Regions from separate parts of the Homo sapiens genome. Here regions 1 and 3 are each linked to region 2. A link is a loop called in an ENCODE intact Hi-C map of the cell type or tissue named here. Cell type or tissue: PC-3. All regions are shown on one strand. Region 1 has its middle 180 kb from the start of MIR6134. Region 2 has its middle 100 kb from the start of MIR6134. Region 3 has its middle 190 kb from the start of MIR6134.

Region 1 (4,000 bases), 79 kb before region 2:
TTGGAAAATAAAACCCCCAAATATGGTGCTTTGATATGCTAAACTAAAGAAGCAACCTCAAGATCTCTCTGACCTCCTCCCCAACTCCAACTCAACACTCTCTCTCCAAAGCACAGGATGAAACTGATCTCTGAAGTTCCTTTATCTACCTAGAATCTGGACCTATCAAAGAGCAACAAATTGCCTTCAATCCCTTCCCTGAAATTTCATTAACGAGAGAAGATTAAAACTCATATCACAGAGGAAAGTATTGAAAATTAAACAACACATCTAGAGCCCAGATGAACTTTGTCCCAAACCATTGTTTGTTTGCTCATTCTATTCAGTTTCCAAAGAGAATCATTCACAAGATAATGTCTGCCTCCTGGGTCTGTTCATTCCCCCCTAAAAATCATTTACTCCTCCACTCCATTTCCCCTTCTCCTATGAAGAAGAGTATATAAGCATCTGCACCTCATTGGGTTATTGGGTAATTAATCTCCTGCAATTACTCCATGCTTTGCATGTTAACATAATTTTTATGCCTTTTCCCCTATTAATCTGACTATTGTCAGTTCATTTTCAGTGAAACTTTACAAAGCTAAGAGAAAGCTTTCCCTTGGGCCCTACAGATTTTGCACTGTGAGCAAGATAACCCCAAACTGTTAGCAGCGGAACATATCTGAGTCATGCAGCACCAAAGTATGTTACCGGCAATTAATCCATATGGGACTGCACCAACTTCAATTCTTGCCTCCTCAGAAGAAAGAATTTGACTGAGGGGCATAAGGCAGAAGGAAAGACCAAGACAAGTTTTAGAGCAGGAGTAAACATTTATTAAAAAGCTTTAGAGCAGGAAGGAAAAGAAATAAATTACACTTGGAAGAGGGCCAAGCGGACAACTTGAGAGATGAAGTGTGCAGTTTAATCTTTTGACTTGGAGTTTTAAACATTGGCATGCTTCCAGGGTCTTGCGTCCTTTCTCCTTTGATTCTTCCTTTGGGGAGGGCTGTCCATATGTGCAGTGGCCTGCTAGCACTTGAGAGGGGCTGCATGAGCAGTGTGTTTACTGGAGTTGTGTGCATGCTCACTTGAGGTGTTCTTCACTTACCAGTCGAGTGTCCCTAGAAGGTCATGTATCAGGTAAATGCCACCATTTTGCCTCTTAATGTGCATGATTGAGGCCACTTGCCCAACTCCTGAGATCTTATCAGGAGGCGGCTGATCACCAGTTTCAGGTGTTTTCTATCTAGTGCCTTTCCCTAGCGCTGGCTGCAACCAATTATTATAGTAGCTTAACAACCACCTAACCATCACCTCATGGTCGCCTGACATTCATGGTGGGGGCGGCCCTTCTCCTGCCCTGCTCGTGTCTGGTGTCTGACTAGCTACCTACTATAACAAAACCACTCTGCTCTTCTGGAAGTTATAGTCAAGGGAACCCAGGACCTGACAAGCCTGCAAAAAGGGAAAGAATTTCTTACCAATCAGATTCCTGGGTGTCTATCTGTGGAATCTGATCAAGCAGAAGGTAAAAATCACTGTTTATCTCTTTTTTTTTTTCCTTTTCAAGTTCAGATTAATAGGAGAAATGCGTTTGTATGAAAAAGTCCTTACGTTTAGTGACTCTGGTGTAGTTTTATCATGGGGGTTGCAACCCATTTTTAAAATGCCACTTATGTTCCTGGTATTCAAGCCTGGCTAGTTACCTCTGGGACTTTCCATAAAGAAGGTTTATTGGCTTGAGTCACTTTTAAAATAAATAAATTAGCTATATTTAAAAGAATAAAAGAAAACTTTTCAGAGAGCGCTCATCTTAAACAGCTATCTCATTGGTACCTATGAAAAGATGCAACAGAAATATAACCTTAAATACTTCCTTGACAAGATTTTTAAAAAGCAGAAATCAGATTTAAAACAAAATTAACATTTTTTGAACACTCAAACTGCTCACTTTGGATTTCCTGTGGGATTTGCAAAAAGGCACTTCAGCCTGTGGTTAGGATTTGGTGCCAAGGACTGGGTTCAATTCCCAACCAGGAAACCAGTCCCTTAGAAATGTAAATCCTTTAACTCGGAAAAAAAGAGAAACATTTATAAGAATTAGTTTGAATTATTTGTTTTGAGTTTATATTAGTATGACTTTTAACTTTTGGGGGGTACCCATTCATTTGTAATCCTTTCTTTCCCCATGGACATCTTTTGATTTCCTGTTTATCTTACCAGCTGTTTGTTTCTTTTAATTTACCATCTATCGGGGCACACAGGTTGTTAGACTATTGTGTGCAGACAGTTAGCTGAGAGGTTGAGACCCCAGAGAATATAGCTGGACAGAGAAGTGGGTTGCACCCCACTGTGGCTAGCAAAACTTTCCTTTCTTTAAGCCGTGGTTGAGAGTGGAAGGGTTACAGCTTTTTGCTTCCTCTTTGGAGATGTTGGTTAAGGCCATAAAGGACTTCATGGTTTTGGTTTCATGTGTATTTATTTGTTTTGGTTTTGAGTCATTTGAAGGTATGCCTTTGATTTAAAACTTTGGTTTATATTTAGAGCATGATAGCAACTATTTTTCCCACTTATCCCACTTTCTCTTCTGGAGCAGAGAGATAGGCCTCCCGCTGAAATTCAGCCAGCTTCTCCCAGGTGTAGGGAGTGAAGGGTGATCCTGCTCCCACCATTCAGGTGAAATGCTGGCTGCTCACAATATGGCAAAATGTTTGCTGCTTGTCCTAGATGAAAACCTAATAATAAGATATTTATAATATTTTTTAAAAAGCTCTATAATCAAAAGTCAGCTTAATTGAAAACTGACAATCATGCCAAATATATATCTTTAAGGCTTACCCCATTTCTCTATGTTGGGTTTTTGCTTCTCCCCACAGGAACTTCTTAGTTGACTAGATCCCTTTTTCTCAAACTCCTGCTAACTAGAACTTCATTGACCTTTTGGGAAGTGTAGAAACTCCCCAGACGGGTTCCTCTAAAACTTGTTCTCCCATTCACTTCTGTCCCTCCTTCCTCTTGCCACTTTTGATATCATATAAAGGGATCTAAAGGAGACATCCAGAAATCATGAGGCCCCTTGAGGAATACAAAAAAAGGTACCACTAACTCCCCTTTTACTGGGGGTCATCTGCCTTCCTCACAGAATCCTGAAAGTGGTAGCCAGGTTCCTCTCAGGCCTAAAGCTTTGCTCTCTTTTGCATTGAATTCCTTGAACTCTTTGGCTTTTAGATGCATACATGTATACACATATGTGTTGCATGTTGTGTCTACATGTATGTATATGTCTATGTGTTTGTATGTTTTCTACATGGCACCAAATTGACTTAAAAATAAACAGTCATAAATAACTAGCCCAAATACTTTTCTAGTTCATGTGACTTTAATAAATCTTTGGTAAGTAAAGCTAGTTTTAAAATTGTTAGTAAAATAAAAATGCCTTCAAAATTTAATTTAGACATTTTTGCTTGGGTCTACTGTTCAGACAGATTTATGATTTCTCTGCTAGATGTTTTCAGGTCATAAAACTATTGCTTCTGTGATATTTTTGATACTGCTTGATTTGTCTGTGAGCAAAAGCTGTGACAGCTGGCTGTTGGGCTCCCCCAAAGCCTTGCAGACATCTTGTTGCTAGTTTATGTCTTTGATTTTGAGCTTCTGAATTCTGTCTGGATAGGTGGCCATAGTGAGGTCTGGGAGCATATGTGTGTCTGTGGCTCCTGGGACACCAGCTGTAAGGCAGAGCCAGGTCCAGTGTGGCCCTGATGTCCCTGGTCTAGCTCTGCCTCCTGGCCATTCTGGAAGGGGTTGCATCCTTGAGGCATTGTCTTCACAGCTCTGCCATCTGTCCTGGAATTCGTATCTGAGATGTAAATTTAGGACCCAGACGCCCTTCCCTTCATAGCTGCTCTTAGTGACATGTGAGTACTTGAGACCCAGGATGACAGTGGAGAAGGGGGTACATTAGAGAAAGTACCTATTTCTGGTATCTCAAAGGCCTTGGTTAAGATGGGATTGACTA
Region 2 (4,000 bases):
GAATCCAACTTACAAGGGATGTGAAGGACCTCTTCAAGGAGAACTACAAACCACTGCTCAATGAAATAAAAGAGGATACAAACAAATGGAAGAACATTCCATGCTCATGGGTAGGAAGAATCAATATCGTGAAAATGGCCATACTGCCCAAGGTAATTTATAGATTCAATGCCATCCCCATCAAGCTACCAATGACTTTCTTCACAGAATTGGAAAAAACTACTTTAAAGTTCACATGGAACCAGAAAAGAGCCCGCATCGCCAAGTCAATCCTAAGCCAAAAGAACAAAGCTGGAGGCATCATGCTACCTGACTTCAAACTATACTACAAGGCTACAGTAACCAAAACAGCATTCTACTGGTACCAAAACAGAGATATAGATCAATGGAACAGAACAGAGCCCTCAGGAATAACGCCACATATCTACAACTATCTGATCTTTGACAAACCTGAGAAAAACAAGCAATGGGGAAAGGATTCCCTATTTAATAAATGTTGCTGGGAAAACTGGCTAGCCATATGTAGAAAGCTGAAACTGGATCCCTTCCTTACACCTTATACAAAAATTAATTCAAGATGGATTAAAGACTTAAACGTTAGACCTAAAACCATAAAAACCCTAGAAGAAAACCTAGGCATTACCATTCAGGACATAGGCATGGGCAAGGATTTCATGTCTAAAACACCAAAAGCAATGGCAACAGAAGCCAAAATTGACAAATCGGATCTAATTAAACTAAAGAGGTTCTGCACAGCAAAAGAAACTACCATCAGAGTGAACAGGCAACCTACAAAATGGGAGAAAATTTTCGCAACCTACTCATCTGACAAAGGGCTAATATCCAGAATCTACAATGAACTCAAACAAATTTATAAGAAAAAAACAAACAACCCCATCCAAAAGTGGGCGAAGGACATAAACAGACTCTTCTCAAAAGAAGACATTTATGCAGCCAAAAGACACATGAAAAAATGCTCATCATCACTGGCCATCAGAGAAATGCAAATAAAAACCACAATGAGATACCATCTCACGCCAGTTAGAATGGCAATCATTAAAAAGTCAGGAAACAACAGGTGCTGGAGAGGATGTGGAGAAATAGGAACACTTTTACACTGTTGGTGGGACTGTAAACTAGTTCAACCCTTGTGGAAGTCAGTGTGGCGATTCCTCAGGGATCTAGAACTAGAAATACCATTTGACCCAGCCATCCCATTACTGGGTATATACCCAAAGGACTATAAATCATGCTGCTATAAAGACACATGCACACGTATGTTTATTGCGGCACTATTCACAATACCAAAGACTTGGAACCAACCCAAATGTCCAACAATGATAGACTGGATTAAGAAAATGTGGCACATATACACCATGGAATTCTATGCAGCCATAAAAAATGATGAGTTCATGTCCTTTGTAGGGACATGGATGAAATTCGAAATCATCATTCTCAGTAAACTATCGCAAGAACAAAAAACCAAACACTATGTTCTCACTCATAGGTGGGAATTGAACAATGAAAACACATGGACACAGGAAGGGGAACATCATACTCTGAGGACTGTGGTGGGGTGGGGGGAGGGGGGAGGGATAGGTTTAGGAGATATACCTAATGCTAGATGACGAGTTAATGGGTGCAGCACACCAGCATGGCACATGTATACATATGTAACTAACCTGCACATTGTGCACGTGTACCCTAAAACTTAAAGTATAACAATAAAAAAATAAATAAAAAATAAAAATAAAAATAAAAATAAAGAAAAACAGTTCCAGAGGATGTAAAAGAAAGAAATCACCCAAATCATTTCATCAAGTGAGTATAGCCTTCATATAAAAATCTGTGATGGCAATAGGGGTAGGAAAAATTACAGACAAATCACGCTTAGACAGAAACATTAAAATATTAGCAAATCAAATTCAGCTATGCTTACCTCAGAAATATCATGGGTTTGGTTGTGGTCCAGTGCAATAAAGCGAATAGCGCAATAAAGTGAGTCACATAATTTTCGTGGTTTTACAGTGCATATAAAACATATTTACCCTATACTGCAGTCCATGAAGTGTGCAACGGCATTGTGTCTAAAAAACAATGCACATACTTTAAATTATCTAAGGCCCAGTGTTGTGACTCATGCCTGTAATTCCAACACTTTGGGAGGTGGAAGCCAGAGAATCACTTGAGCTCAAGAATTGGAGACTAGCCTGGACAACACAGTGAGACTTTGTCTCTACACAAAATTTAAAAAATTAGCTGGGCGTGGTGGTGCACACCTTTAGTCCCAGCTTCTCAGGAGGCTGAGGCAAGAGGATTTCTTGAGCCCAGGAGGTCAGGGCTAAGGCTACAGCGAGCCATGATCACACCACTGTATTCTAGCCTGGGCAACAGAGCAAGACCTTGTCTAAAACAAACAACAAACAAACAAATAAACAAAAAAAAAAACTTCATAGCTTTAAAAAACTAATAATTGTCTGAGAGCTCACCAAGTTTTTTGGTGTTGGAGGGTCTTGCCTCAATGTCAACTGATCAGGACGGTGGGGTAGTTGAAGGTTAGGGTGATTGTGGCAATTTCTTAAAATAAGACAACAATGGAGTTTGCCACATTAATTGACTCTTCCTTTCATGAAAGATTCTGCTGTAGCATATGATGCTCTTCATAGCATTTTACCCACAGTAGAACTTTCAAAATTTGAGTCAGTCCTCTCAAACCTTGCCACTGCTTTATCAACTTTGAGACCAGCCTGGCCAACATGGTGAAAACCCATCTGTACTAAAAATACAAAAATTAGCTGGGCATGGTGGCGCATACCTGTAGTCTCAGCTACTCGTGAGGATGAGGCACCAAGAATCACTTGAACCCAAGAGGAGGAAGTTGCAGTGAGCCAAGATTGTGCCACTGCACTCCAGCCTGGACAACAAAGCGAGATTCCATCTCAAAATAAAAAATAAAAAAAGAAAGAAAAAGAAAGTCCTAGGTAGTGTCTTCTTCCAATAGAAGGCTGTTTCATCTATACTGAAAATCTATTGTTTAGTGTAGCTACTTTCATCAGTTATCTCAGCTAGGTCTTCCAAATAACTTGCAGCTTCTTTATGAGCACTTGCTGCTTCACCTTACACTTTTATGTTATGGGGTTGGCTTCTTTCCATAAACCTCATGAACCCAACCTCTGCTAGCTTCCAACTTTTCTTATTTATTTATTTATTTTATTTTTTTGAGTCGGAGTTTCGCTCTTGTTGCCCAGGCTGGAGTGCAATGGCACGATCTCAGCTCACTGCAACCTCCACCTCCCAGGTTCAAGCAATTCTCCTGCCTCAGCCTCCCGAGTAGCTGGGATTACAGGCATGAGCCACCACGCCTGGTTTATTTTGTATTTTTAGTAGATACGGGGTTTCTCCATGTTGAGGCTGGTCTCGAACTCCTGACCTCAGATGATCCACCCGCCTCAGCCTCCCAAAGTGCTGGGATTACTGGCATGAGCCACCGTGCCTGGCCTGCTTCCAACTTTTCTTCTGCAGCTTCCTCACCTCTCTCAGTCTTCATAGAACTGAAGAGAGTTATGTCCTTGCTCTGGATTAGGCTTGGCTTAACAGAATGTTGTAGGTGGTTTGATCTTATATCCAGACCACTAAAATTTTCTCCATGTCGGCAATAAGGCTGCTTCAATTTCCTATCATTCATGTGTTCACTGAAGTAGCACTTTAATTTCCTTTATGAACTTTTCCTTTGCATACATAACTTGGTTGGTTGGCACAAGAGGCGTAGGTGTCAGCCTGTCTTGGCTTTTGACATGCTGTCTTCACTTCACTAAGCTTAATCATTTTTAGCTTTTGATTTACAGTGAGAGACGTGTGACTCTTCCTTTCACTTGAACAGAGGTCATTTTAGGGTTATTAATTTGCCTCATTTTAACATTGTTGTGTCTGAAAGAAGAGGAAGCCTGAGGAGAAGGAGAGAGATGGGAAACTGCTGGTTGGTGGAGCAGTCAGAACACTC
Region 3 (4,000 bases), 88 kb before region 2:
TATAAATAAATAGAAGACTGTTTTTTCATACAAAGCACTTCAATATCAGCCTTTTCTGAGGGCATTATAGGAAACAACCAGAGAATCTTGGAGATATTGATCTGGAATCCTGGCTATAAAACGCCTGAAGTTTGCCCTACCTACAACGATTTTCATGTTACATGAGATGGTAAATTTGCTTATTGTCTTCCTTTATTTACATTTGATGCAAGGTTTTTCTCACTTGCAACTGAGGAAATTTACTCTTTCTCCTAGATTTCCCCATCATACTTCCATGACTTCCCTCATCTTGTCCTTTCCCTTTGCCAAGCTGAAAATACAAGTATGGCTTGGACATCTTGACAGGGTTACTAAAGAGAAAAATGCGGTTCTTTCTGTTCACACCTATATTCCCTGGTGTATAAATGCTATATGTTAATGTGTTATGGCACTGAAGAATGTTGTTGACTTACCACGGACACAGCCTACTCCTATTCCCATCTTCAACCTTCCTATTCTCCACAATATCATGTGCGTGATTCACTTCCAATATTATCATCATTCCTCTTTTATTTTATTTTCTGCAACATTGTGACTTTACAATGTTTTATCATTCTACTAGCAGATCTTGAAAAATGAGAAACTCCTTTGACTAAGAGCAAATAAAGCTTTACTGCTTTTTAAAGTTTTATTTTATTTTGACTTCTGGGCTGACATTATCTTCCTTGGTTTTATTATATATTTTAGTTCTATTCAGTGATGACACATATTTCTGTGTGGAAACTTCATTGCAAATTCCTGGTTAGCAACAAAATCCCACCATAAATTTAATTAAAGGATTACCAATATTTGCATACTTCACGTGTCACTGACTTCTTCAGGTTTCCTCATAAACATAAAAAGCAGACAGATCTTTCAAAGCAGGATTTTGGTTTTGGGGGAGGATTTTTCTTTTACAGCATCTTATAAACATATCATTTTCTACATTTGGCAACCAAGGTGTAAATATGTGGTTTATTATGCAAATAGTGTCATGCCAGATGACTGTATAGCTTTTATTGCAGAGACACATCACCTACCTTCTACTACTTATAAGTAAATTAAAGTAACACGTTTTCATACTAAGCATTCAAAAACTACTGAAAATCAATGTCAAGTTATTTATAAATAAAATTATGCATAATAACTTAAAACCTAATTAGCAGTTCTAATAAAAGCGATCTTCAAACTGTTCTCACTTTTCAAAACTTTTGACAAAGGTAATTGGCCTAATTCTTCTCTTCTAACAAGAATTCTAATAACAAAATGTTTATACAGTGAGGTCACGTCAGCTGTTTGAAATGCTAACCTCGTGATCCAAATACTATTTTAAAGAATTATTTTATAGCATGGATAGACCAAAGAGTGTTTGCAATTTCTCATCTGATTTTTAAGTAACTATAGCCTTTGTGATCTCCCTCTGAGAGTTTAAAACATTCAGAATGAGAGATGGAGAGTTAGGGTTCCTCATTTCCTCCCAGTACAGTGTAATCTAAGCCAGTGGTTTTCAAAATGTAGTCCATAGACAGCAACATCAACATTTTTTGGAAACTTGTTAGAAATGAAAAATTCTTGGATCCCATCTCAGATCTACTGAATCAGAAATTCTAGGGGTGGTGCCCAGCAATGTGTGTTTTAACAAGCCCTTTAGGAGATTATGATGCGTCTTTAAGCTTGAGAACACCTCATATTAGACAACTTAATTAGTCATTGTTGTCTTGACTTCCAAATCTATTTAACTCTGAAAAGCTGTTAGAAATCCACAGTCCACTTTCAGCTTGGAGTTTTTAGATTTTGATTGGCCAAGCGAGATGACACAGGCCAGGCGCGGTGGCTCACGCCTGTAATCCCAGCACTTTGGGAGGCTGAGGCCGGCGGATTGCCTGAGTCCAGGCAAAAACCCATATCTACCAAAAACAATACAAAAATTAACTGGGAGTGGTGGTGCGTGCCTGTGGTCTCAGCTACTCAGGAGGCCAAGGTGGGAGGATGGCTTGAGCCCAGGAAGCTGAGATTGCAATGAGCTGGGACCATGCCACTGCACTCCAGCCTGGGCGACAGAGTGAGACCCTGTCTCTGAAGAAACTTTTAGGAAATACCATCGCCATTTTTAATTACTAGTATTTAATTGCTTTTTGTAACTGCCAACAAGAGCTGGTTTTAAACTTTCTTTCTGTAACCTTTAAATTATCCATATGTCATACATTCAATACTTGTGGGTCTTAATAAATGGAATATACACACCATAGATCAATCTGCTTTTTCTCCCTATTGTCTATTTGTTAAAGACATTTCATTTGCCATTTTCCTATAAGAAATAGTTTAAAACTACGTTGTGCTGCAAGTTACTTTTAAAAAATCTTGCTTCTCACCATATTCCTAACAGCCCACCAGCCCAAGTTTTAGAGTGATGTTACTACATTCTGAACTTCTGGCATGCTGCCCAACTGAGCCCCAGGCAGTAAATTCTTTTCATCAGGCTTTGGTTCTTGATATCAGTCTAACAATGTGCTACATCCTGAGAGCCCCACATATCTTCATTGAATTACAAGCTTTAGCATTACACAGTCATTGATTTTACTTTTCCCGGAATGATTTGATCCTAGTAACAATTTATGAGTGTGAAATTGAGGACAAATAGCCTATCAAAGCAGCAAATTAATAGAGTCATACCTATGAAATTTAGGCATGTTTATTTTTTTAAGAGAGCTGAAAATCAGGTATGTATAGATTCACTAGGTTAATGGACTTTACTTTCTGTTGCAGATATCCGCTTCCATAAATGGTTACTTATTAGTAAGAGGTAGTAGGGGATGCCATGTGTTTCCAAAAGAGACTCTATGTATTCTCATCCATTTTTATATCTTGAATGAAAGAAGCTCAAAAGAGTACTAGATTTGAAATCCAAATATCTGATTGTGTATCTTATTATGTATCTTATATATTGATTTTACACACACACACACACACACACACACACACACACACACACACCGGTTGGTCATTGCTGTCACCATTCTACAAATGAGAAAAACAAAGGCTCAGAGAGAGTAAGTGAAAGCCCAAGGTCACAGCTAATACTTGATTTAAAACTTGATAGTTTTTCTCAACATAACCTCTCAAAAAGTATGGGATAGTCTTATATTCTAGATCAGAAGTCAGCCAACTTTTTCTATAAAGGGCTGGATAATAAATATTTAAGCTTTGTGGCCCATATGATCTCTGCTCAAATATTCACCTCTGACATTGCAGTGGGAAAATAGCTGTGGACAATATGTAAATTAAAAGATTTGGCTGTGAACCAATTAAACTTTATTTACGAAACCCAGGTGGTGGGCCAACTTTGACTTTTGGGCCAGTAGTTTGTCTACCCCTCTTTTAGACCCCTTGCTTCTCAAACTTTAATGTACATAAAAATCTCCTTGACAGTCTTGTTATAATGCAGATTCTGACTCCATCGATCTAGGTTGGGGTCCAAAAATCTCCTGTCAGCTGATGCTAGATTCTGCTAGTCCGTAAAACCACACTTTGAGTGTAAAGTTAGACTTTAGAAAGCCTTTCATATTACCAGACATTTTCTCAATAACATCAATTTAAACAACAGTCATGTTTGAGGAAGACACTATAGTCTGAAATTACCTTGGCCGCAAAGCTGTTGAGATGTTTAAAAAAATTTAAACAGATTAAGGAAGTATTAGGGTATAACCTCACAAAGGTAATTGTTGGAGATCTTTGTAAATAAGCATTTTACAACCTACTTTTGAAAGCCATACAGTAAGTGCTTACGTTGTGAAGACAACAAGTATATACTTAGAGCAGTGGTCCCAGAACTGTTTGTCACCAGGAAGCAGTTTCATGGAAGACAGTTTTTCCACAGATGTGGGAAGGGGGTTCCGGATGAAACTATCCCACCTCAAATCATCAGGCATTAGATTCTCATAAGGAGCACGCAACCTAGATCCCTCACTTGTGCAGTTCACAA

What was found. A loop is a pair of places that touch in the nucleus more often than their neighbours do. Peaks named below come from ENCODE experiments on the same cell type or tissue, not always from the same donor. Only the 100,000 strongest peaks of a DNase experiment are listed, where the experiment ranks them.
Region 1: a loop joins it to region 2, with 7 times the contacts of the local background. A loop is called at or near these places in 1 of 110 quality-filtered maps.
Region 3: it touches region 2 in a loop (8-fold over the local background); 1 of 110 quality-filtered maps calls a loop at or near these places.

The regions. Positions count from the first base shown.
Region 1 is chrX:28,310,744-28,314,743 of GRCh38, forward strand. No RefSeq gene overlaps it. Among named protein-coding and RNA genes, the nearest start is that of MIR6134, 180 kb to the right of the region's middle. In PC-3, no CTCF peak of the experiment used is centred here; no DNase peak of the experiment used is centred here; H3K4me3 peaks cover 351 bases; H3K27ac peaks cover 2,083 bases.
Region 2 is chrX:28,389,667-28,393,666 of GRCh38, forward strand. No RefSeq gene overlaps it. Among named protein-coding and RNA genes, the nearest start is that of MIR6134, 100 kb to the right of the region's middle. In PC-3, no CTCF peak of the experiment used is centred here; a DNase peak (open chromatin) is centred at 2,055; H3K27ac peaks cover 348 bases.
Region 3 is chrX:28,301,229-28,305,228 of GRCh38, forward strand. No RefSeq gene overlaps it. Among named protein-coding and RNA genes, the nearest start is that of MIR6134, 190 kb to the right of the region's middle. In PC-3, no CTCF peak of the experiment used is centred here; no DNase peak of the experiment used is centred here.